3 separate regions of the Homo sapiens genome follow, and regions 2 and 3 are each linked to region 1. The links are chromatin loops, found by intact Hi-C in ENCODE. Cell type or tissue: dorsolateral prefrontal cortex. All regions are shown on one strand.

Evidence for each region. A loop is a pair of places that touch in the nucleus more often than their neighbours do. Peaks named below come from ENCODE experiments on the same cell type or tissue, not always from the same donor. Only the 100,000 strongest peaks of a DNase experiment are listed, where the experiment ranks them.
Region 2: a loop joins it to region 1, with 7 times the contacts of the local background. A loop is called at or near these places in 9 of 110 quality-filtered maps.
Region 3: a loop joins it to region 1, with 4 times the contacts of the local background. A loop is called at or near these places in 41 of 110 quality-filtered maps.

The regions. Positions count from the first base shown.
Region 1 is chr17:3,047,549-3,050,048 of GRCh38, forward strand. No RefSeq gene overlaps it. Among named protein-coding and RNA genes, the nearest start is that of OR1D5, 15 kb to the right of the region's middle. In dorsolateral prefrontal cortex, CTCF peaks have their summits at 1,331 (motif pointing right) and 1,530; a DNase peak (open chromatin) is centred at 1,443; H3K4me3 peaks cover 1,843 bases; H3K27ac peaks cover 1,533 bases.
Region 2 is chr17:3,723,501-3,726,000 of GRCh38, forward strand. ITGAE (integrin subunit alpha E) reads right to left here. Exons shown (of 31, transcript NM_002208.5): 27 at 188-244. HASPIN (histone H3 associated protein kinase) reads left to right here and starts at 403. Exons shown (of 1, transcript NM_031965.2): 1 at 403-2,500. The coding sequence starts at 436. It also overlaps a transcript of P2RX5 not described here. RefSeq lists a silencer at 304-463 and an enhancer at 333-1,088. In dorsolateral prefrontal cortex, a CTCF peak has its summit at 333; DNase peaks (open chromatin) are centred at 381, 711 and 1,007; H3K4me3 peaks cover 1,411 bases; H3K27ac peaks cover 525 bases.
Region 3 is chr17:3,646,641-3,649,140 of GRCh38, forward strand. CTNS (cystinosin, lysosomal cystine transporter) reads left to right here. Exons shown (of 12, transcript NM_004937.3): 4 at 804-882; 5 at 2,207-2,291. All of the region lies in intron 4 of LOC105371493 (a long non-coding RNA gene), which reads right to left. Among named protein-coding and RNA genes, the nearest start is that of CTNS, 11 kb to the left of the region's middle. In dorsolateral prefrontal cortex, a CTCF peak has its summit at 1,350 (motif pointing left); a DNase peak (open chromatin) is centred at 1,341; H3K27ac peaks cover 732 bases.

The sequences.
Region 1 (2,500 bases):
TTCTTTGACATGGAGTGTCGCTGTGTCGCCCAGGCTGGAGTACAGTGGTGTGATCTCGGCTCACTGCAACCTCTGCCTCCCGGGTTCAAGTGATCCTCCTGCCTCAGCCTTCAGAGTAGCTGGGATTACAGGCGCCTGCCACCACACTCAGCTAATTTTTGTATTTTTCGTAGAGATGGGGTTTCGCCATGTTGCCCAGGCTGGTCTTGAACTCCTGACCTCAAGCGATCCACCCGCCTTGGCTTCCCAAAGTGCTGGGATTACAGGCGTGAGTCACCGTGCCTGGCCAGAATAATAAAATTTTTATTGAATTTATTCTCAGTTCTTTTTTCTTTTTTTTGCTGTTATTACACATAGGATATTTTTACCATTATATTTTCTGCCTGGTTGTTTGCGTACGGAAATAGAATTAATTTTTGTATATTGATTTTGCATCCAGCCAACTCATCCTATTCTCTTATTGTTCCTAACAATTTTAATGGGCTCTGTCTTTCAAAGTATAGAATCATATCACCTACATATGAAAAATTTGCCTTCGTTTTTCCAGCGAATGGGGTCTTCTTTCCTCAACATCTCTGATGCTAGCATGTAGGATATCTATAGTCTTCTTTCCTTTTCTTTATTTTTTTCTGTATACTCCCAGACAACACGTTCCACACACAAATATATTTTTCTTCCAGAGACCTGACTGAATTCTCTAGTTTTTAATGTTTCTTGATTTTCAAGTATAAATCATTTCACCTGAAATAATAATATTTTGTTTTCCTCCTGCCCCCCAGTTTTAACCGCCTTGCCCCCTTTGAAGTCTTATATCTTGCCTGGGCGCTCCAAAACATTACATAAAAACGGTGAGAGCAGGGGCATTCGCATCCAGCTCGACTTTCATAGGAATGCGTCTGGCGTTTCAAACACTGTGAGGTTCACTATGGTTTTCTGAGTTGTCATTAAATTCAGGTTTGTTTAATTCCTGTTGACTAAAAATTTCATTTTCTTTTTTTTTTTTAATTACCAATCAATGTTACATTTTATCAGCGCCTTTGGTCATCTAACGGTCTGATAGGCCATTGCCATTGCACAGTGTTCTTCTAACGGAATTTAGAATCCTAGCTTCCGATGCTTTCTCAGAAGAAGAGCACGGGCGGTAGGAAAGAAGGACGCTTTCAGGAAGGATGGAGGGCCCAGGACGATTTCGCTCCCCGGTGGACGTGGAGGGCGGGCAGGGTCATCCTTTCTCCTGAAACTGGGGAGCCCTACGAAGGGGTTCCGGAGAAGACGCACGGATCTCGAATACCTCCCCGCCCGGCTGCCACTGGATGGCGCGCGCAACCTGCGGAACCACAGGGCGACATCCAGCTGCGGGCGGCGAAGGGAATTGGAGCGTGGACCTCTCCAGGCTTTTCATTCGCTGGTTCTGCCGGTGTCCCGCCTTTTCCATCTCCTCATTGGCTGTCGCCTCCGGGCCTGCGACTTTGCTCAGCCCCTCCGGGGAGTGGAATCGGGTGTGCAACAGGCCGTGAGGTCCGGCTTTGCGAGGAACTCCCATTGGTCAGTCAAACAGGAGTCCCACCCTCCTGGGCTTCCCATTGGTTGCTGTCCCACCGCTGCTCTCAGTTTCCCAGCGGCTGGGGATCTGGGTTTTCTGGGGGTGGAGGGGTGCAGTACGCTGCTGGAAGCTCGTTTCTCTTTCCACCGTTGTGTGCCTCGGGCTCGCGGTCAACGGGGCTGGACGAGGTTCAGAACCCTCCAGAGCGGCAGCTGTCCCCGGGGTGGGTTGTGGGACTCAACAGCCCTCAGGGGAAAATGGCGGGAGGCAGGTGGAGGTGTCTTCTTTGCACTGAAGACCTGGATACCCTGCTGCGGGCTGAACGGGAGGCTGGGGTGGAGCCCTGGCTCGGGTTATGGCCGGGGAGGAGACCACGCTGGGCGAGTGGGAGGCAGCCCCAGCCAGGGGCTGGAAGACCAAGTACCGGACCTTCAAGGGCCTTCTTGCACCCGCATCCCACAGTAAACAGGATACGTAGGTGACCGTCTAGAAAACTTGAGTTTCTCTTGACAAGTTGATGTGCCAGTTTTCGTATGCATTCAAATAAATATTTAGTAATTTCAACTTTGCGCTTTTAGCATTTTGGAGCTAGTAATAAATATTTTTTTTCTTTCAGGATTCAAGCATTTTATGAATCCTTGGAAAGTTTATAGGCCTGAGGCACAGGTGCCTGTAGTGGCTGGTGCATAAAACTGATTCTGTCTCCCAACCATCTCAAGGCACACACGCACTCCAGGTTGTCATGAAATCGCTGGGTTCTGACTCATGCAAAACAGACCAGTGGCTACTTATACACCAGGAGAGGCTGCCCAGCCTCGCTGCAGAGGCCCAGACCTGGGTCCTGTTGAATACACATACGCAGATAAAAGGCTGAGGTGACACACATCAGAATGGGAACAGGGAGGGCTCTAGATAATAAAAGTGAATGTAGAGTTTGTTTTAGAAGCCAGCCCAGGA
Region 2 (2,500 bases), 680 kb after region 1:
AGCGCTCACCTCGGCCCAAGCGAAGCTCCAGCGGGAGCAATTGAGACCCAGGGACGAAGCTAGGGAGGGCCTGGCAGCCCCCGGCACTGGCCGGCAGGGGTAACCCAGGAAAAACAGTCTCCTGGCCTCTCGTTACCCGCTTCAGGCCCTCCGCCCTCCCCTGGCCTCTCGGGACGGCCGCGCTTACCTGAACCGAACTGTACGCACAAGCGCGCTCCTGACTCCAGGTGCACACCGTGGAGGCCTGAAACGAGAGCCATGACCGCGACGCGCTGAACAAACCAAGCCGCCAGTTTTCCGTCCCGTCCCGGCCCCGGCCCTGGCGAGGTGCGCATGCGCAGGGCCGGGAGCTAGGACCCCGCGGCAGGCGGGCGCGTCCGCGTCGCACGGAAGTCTCGCGATGTTTGCGTTTGAACCTCTTGGCGGGTGCCGGCCATGGCGGCTTCGCTCCCGGGACCTGGGAGCCGGCTTTTCCGCACATATGGGGCTGCGGACGGCAGGAGACAGCGGCGGCCGGGCCGGGAAGCCGCGCAGTGGTTCCCGCCGCAGGACCGGAGGCGTTTCTTCAACAGCAGCGGCAGCAGCGACGCCAGCATCGGCGACCCCTCGCAGTCCGACGATCCTGACGATCCCGACGACCCCGACTTCCCCGGCAGCCCGGTGAGGCGGCGGCGGAGGCGTCCCGGCGGCCGAGTGCCCAAGGACCGGCCCAGCCTGACCGTGACCCCAAAGCGCTGGAAGCTGCGAGCTCGCCCAAGCCTAACCGTGACCCCAAGACGCCTGGGGCTGCGAGCTCGGCCCCCGCAGAAGTGCAGCACACCCTGCGGCCCGCTCCGACTTCCGCCCTTCCCCAGCCGCGACTCCGGCCGCCTCAGCCCGGACCTCAGCGTGTGCGGCCAGCCCAGGGACGGCGACGAGCTGGGCATCAGTGCCTCCCTGTTCAGCTCTCTGGCCTCGCCCTGCCCCGGGTCCCCAACGCCAAGGGACAGTGTCATCTCGATCGGCACCTCCGCCTGTCTGGTTGCAGCCTCAGCCGTCCCGAGCGGCCTCCACCTCCCAGAAGTCTCCCTGGACCGAGCATCTCTCCCCTGCTCCCAGGAGGAAGCGACAGGAGGAGCCAAGGACACCAGGATGGTCCACCAAACCCGCGCCAGCCTCAGGTCAGTTCTCTTTGGCCTTATGAACTCAGGAACCCCTGAGGATTCTGAGTTTCGGGCAGATGGGAAGAATATGAGAGAGTCCTGCTGTAAAAGGAAACTGGTGGTGGGAAATGGACCAGAGGGTCCAGGTCTGTCAAGCACAGGCAAGAGGAGGGCCACAGGCCAGGACTCTTGTCAAGAGAGAGGGCTTCAAGAGGCCGTCCGGAGAGAGCATCAGGAGGCCAGTGTTCCCAAGGGCCGCATTGTGCCAAGGGGAATAGACAGGCTGGAGAGAACTAGATCAAGCCGGAAGAGCAAACATCAGGAGGCAACGGAAACCTCTCTCCTCCATTCCCACCGCTTTAAAAAGGGCCAAAAGCTGGGAAAAGATTCGTTCCCCACCCAGGACCTGACTCCTTTACAGAATGTCTGCTTTTGGACCAAAACCAGGGCTTCCTTCAGTTTCCACAAGAAGAAAATTGTGACTGATGTGTCAGAGGTCTGCAGCATCTATACCACTGCCACTTCTCTCTCTGGATCCCTCCTATCAGAATGTTCAAACCGGCCTGTCATGAACAGAACAAGTGGTGCTCCGTCCTCTTGGCACTCCTCCTCTATGTATTTGCTAAGCCCCTTAAACACTCTAAGTATTTCAAACAAAAAGGCATCTGATGCTGAAAAGGTTTATGGGGAATGCAGTCAGAAGGGTCCTGTCCCCTTTAGCCATTGCCTTCCCACAGAAAAACTGCAACGCTGTGAGAAGATTGGGGAAGGGGTGTTTGGCGAAGTGTTTCAAACAATTGCTGATCACACACCCGTAGCCATAAAAATCATTGCTATTGAAGGACCAGATTTAGTCAATGGATCCCATCAGAAAACCTTTGAGGAAATCCTGCCAGAGATCATCATCTCCAAAGAGTTGAGCCTCTTATCCGGTGAAGTGTGCAACCGCACAGAAGGCTTTATCGGGCTGAACTCAGTGCACTGTGTCCAGGGATCTTACCCTCCCTTGCTCCTCAAAGCCTGGGATCACTATAATTCAACCAAAGGCTCTGCAAATGACCGGCCTGATTTTTTTAAAGACGACCAGCTCTTCATTGTGCTGGAATTTGAGTTTGGAGGGATTGACTTAGAGCAAATGCGAACCAAGTTGTCTTCCTTGGCTACTGCAAAGAGCATTCTACACCAGCTCACAGCCTCCCTCGCAGTGGCAGAGGCATCACTGCGCTTTGAGCACCGAGACTTACACTGGGGGAACGTGCTCTTAAAGAAAACCAGCCTCAAAAAACTCCACTACACCCTCAATGGGAAGAGCAGCACTATCCCCAGCTGTGGGTTGCAAGTGAGCATCATTGACTACA
Region 3 (2,500 bases), 600 kb after region 1:
TGCCCAGGCTGATCTCCAGCTCCTGGGCTCAAGCAGTCCTCCCGCCTTGGCCTCCCAAAGCGCCAGGTTTCTAAGCGTGAGCCACCACGCCCAGCCCCACGATGGTTTTCTAAGACCCTAAGACCCAGATCTGCTTCTTCCCTCATCTGGGGGCCTGTTTGTCAACTTGATTCTGAGTTAACAGCTTAATGCCAAGAAGAAATCTCAGAGTGAAACAACTATTCACCCTTCCTCCTCCAGTACCCCGCAGATAGTCAGCCCCAGGAAGGGGACCAGTGCCAGGGTGAGCTGGGTTGGGAAGGGACCCCAAAGGGCTCCTTAGAAACTCATTAGCTGGGCCCATGTGTCTCTCTGAGAGTGCAGGAAAGGGGCTGGCCCAGTTCTTCAGGACCATTTTGACTTCATGAACAGAGGAGACCCCTGTGCTTTCATCTGAAGAGGTGGTTCACGGCTGCCTTTTACGCTCCCAGGTCACGCTGGAATTCCCCTGTAATGATTTTTGGGCTCCATGGTTCTCTAACAATCTCTGGTTAACTCAGCCGCAGACTCTCAGAGCCTGTCATCGCAGCGGGAGGAGGACGCTCCGGCGTTTCCTGCTCAGGCCTGTTTTCCTCCATCTCTGTCTCTGGCAGCAGGTGGGGAAGGAAGCTAACCAGGGCCTGTGTTTGCAGTCCCATCACAGAATAGGGCTCGTCAGAGAGTCAGAGCTCAGGAGTTCAGATGTCAGGGGTTTCGGCCCAGTTTTCTGTCACAGGCCTGAACTCTGACCCAGTGCCTCATGTCATTGATTTGGGTCCTTCCAGAGTCAAGCGTCAGCCTCACTGTTCCTCCTGTCGTAAAGCTGGAGAACGGCAGCTCGACCAACGTCAGCCTCACCCTGCGGTAAGTTCCTGGGCCTGGCGCTGTGCTCAGCTCCGCTCAGGCCCCGCAGCTGGGTCAGGGCTGACCCCTGGCTCAGTCTGTTCAGATTTCAGATGCGCTATTCTTGCCTCTTACCTGTAAGACAAGCCCTAGAAAAAGGGATGGTGCTAGCCCCGGGCTGCAGGATGGGATCGCAAAGGCTGACCCCCACCCTGAGTCCTCACTTTCCCTGGCAGGAGAAGGAAGGGGTGCTTCTCCCAGAGACGTGCGTCTTTTCCCCGCATGGGAAGAGTCCTGTGTGACCGGTGTTGAGGCCAGATTTCAAAGCGATTCTTTCTAAGACTAAGTATTTGAAGAGAGCCCTGAAGGTCAAGGGGCAGGGAGCTGAGCTGCTGGTTGGCACTTCTGAGGTTGCTTTCAGAAGCAGGAGTGGCCACGTCGGGTGAATGCCGCTCATGCTGGGCCTTGTCTGGGAGTCTCACTTGCTGCCACCTGCTGGCTTAGGCACAAACGTCGCGACCTAGTCCAGTCTGTGCCAGGGAGGCTGCCTCTGCCTTCTCTGCTCTTAGCTGCTTTGTCCTTCCCTTGCCTCCCAGCCGTGAGGATTCCCTGATGAAGAAGACCTAGAACCCTCTCCTTCTCTCTTTATGCCTTTCCCCCTTCCTCGCCTCTCCTGCGAGATCTGGCCTGAAAGCAAAGCTTTGGTTCCGAGGCCCCTAGCAGGCCTGCCATTCCGCTCCCAGCTCCTTCTGTCTCTGCACACCCTCCCCCTGCAAATCTTACAAGTCATCTCTTACCACAACTGTCCAGGCCCCTGGAGTGGCCTCCCACTGCCTTTCAGATTAACTCCAGGCCTCTAAACCCAGGGCCAGGGCCCAGAAGACGGCTTCCAGCCAGCACATCTGCCTTCTCCCGTCAGATGCCTCTCCCAGCTTTCCAAGTCCGGACTGCTCCCTCCTCATTCCCTGCCTGAGCCCTCTCCTCCTTCAGTCAAATGCTGGCCCTCACACAAGGCCCCACTCAGACCCGACTCTCTGGGAAGCCTTTCCCACCGGAGCAGGGAGCCACGGTCCTGGGCCTCCAGATGCCTCATTTGTCATTCACACCCACCTTGCTTTCTTCTCTGTTCTCACCCTACCCTGAAGGGACAGACACCTGGTCTCCTGATTAAGACAGGAAGGCCTACGGGAGCACGATTTCCACCTGGCTACCCATCAGGGTGGAGCACCTAGCATTTCCTAAGCCTAACTGCTTGAGAGTTGAAGGCCAGATGTGAAATCCAGAGGGTTGGTTGAGATCTCACTGTCCAGCTTCTCAGCAGTAATTAGACTCTTGTCCTCCACAGGCCACCATTAAATGCAACCCTGGTGATCACTTTTGAAATCACATTTCGTTCCAAAAATATTACTATCCTTGAGCTCCCCGATGAAGTAAGTAACCAATCTTAACGGATGGGTAGGGAAATGCTAGGTAACAGAACACATTTGAATTAAGAGCTGGTGGAAACAGGTCTCCTAGGCGGCCCCTGTTCCATCAACCTAGAAATCTGTGATTTTGGCTTTGTTGGTGTCTTTTGGGGATGAGTATCACATGCCATTAGATGGAATTAAGAAGGTGATAGTGAGGAACCTGAGGCAAA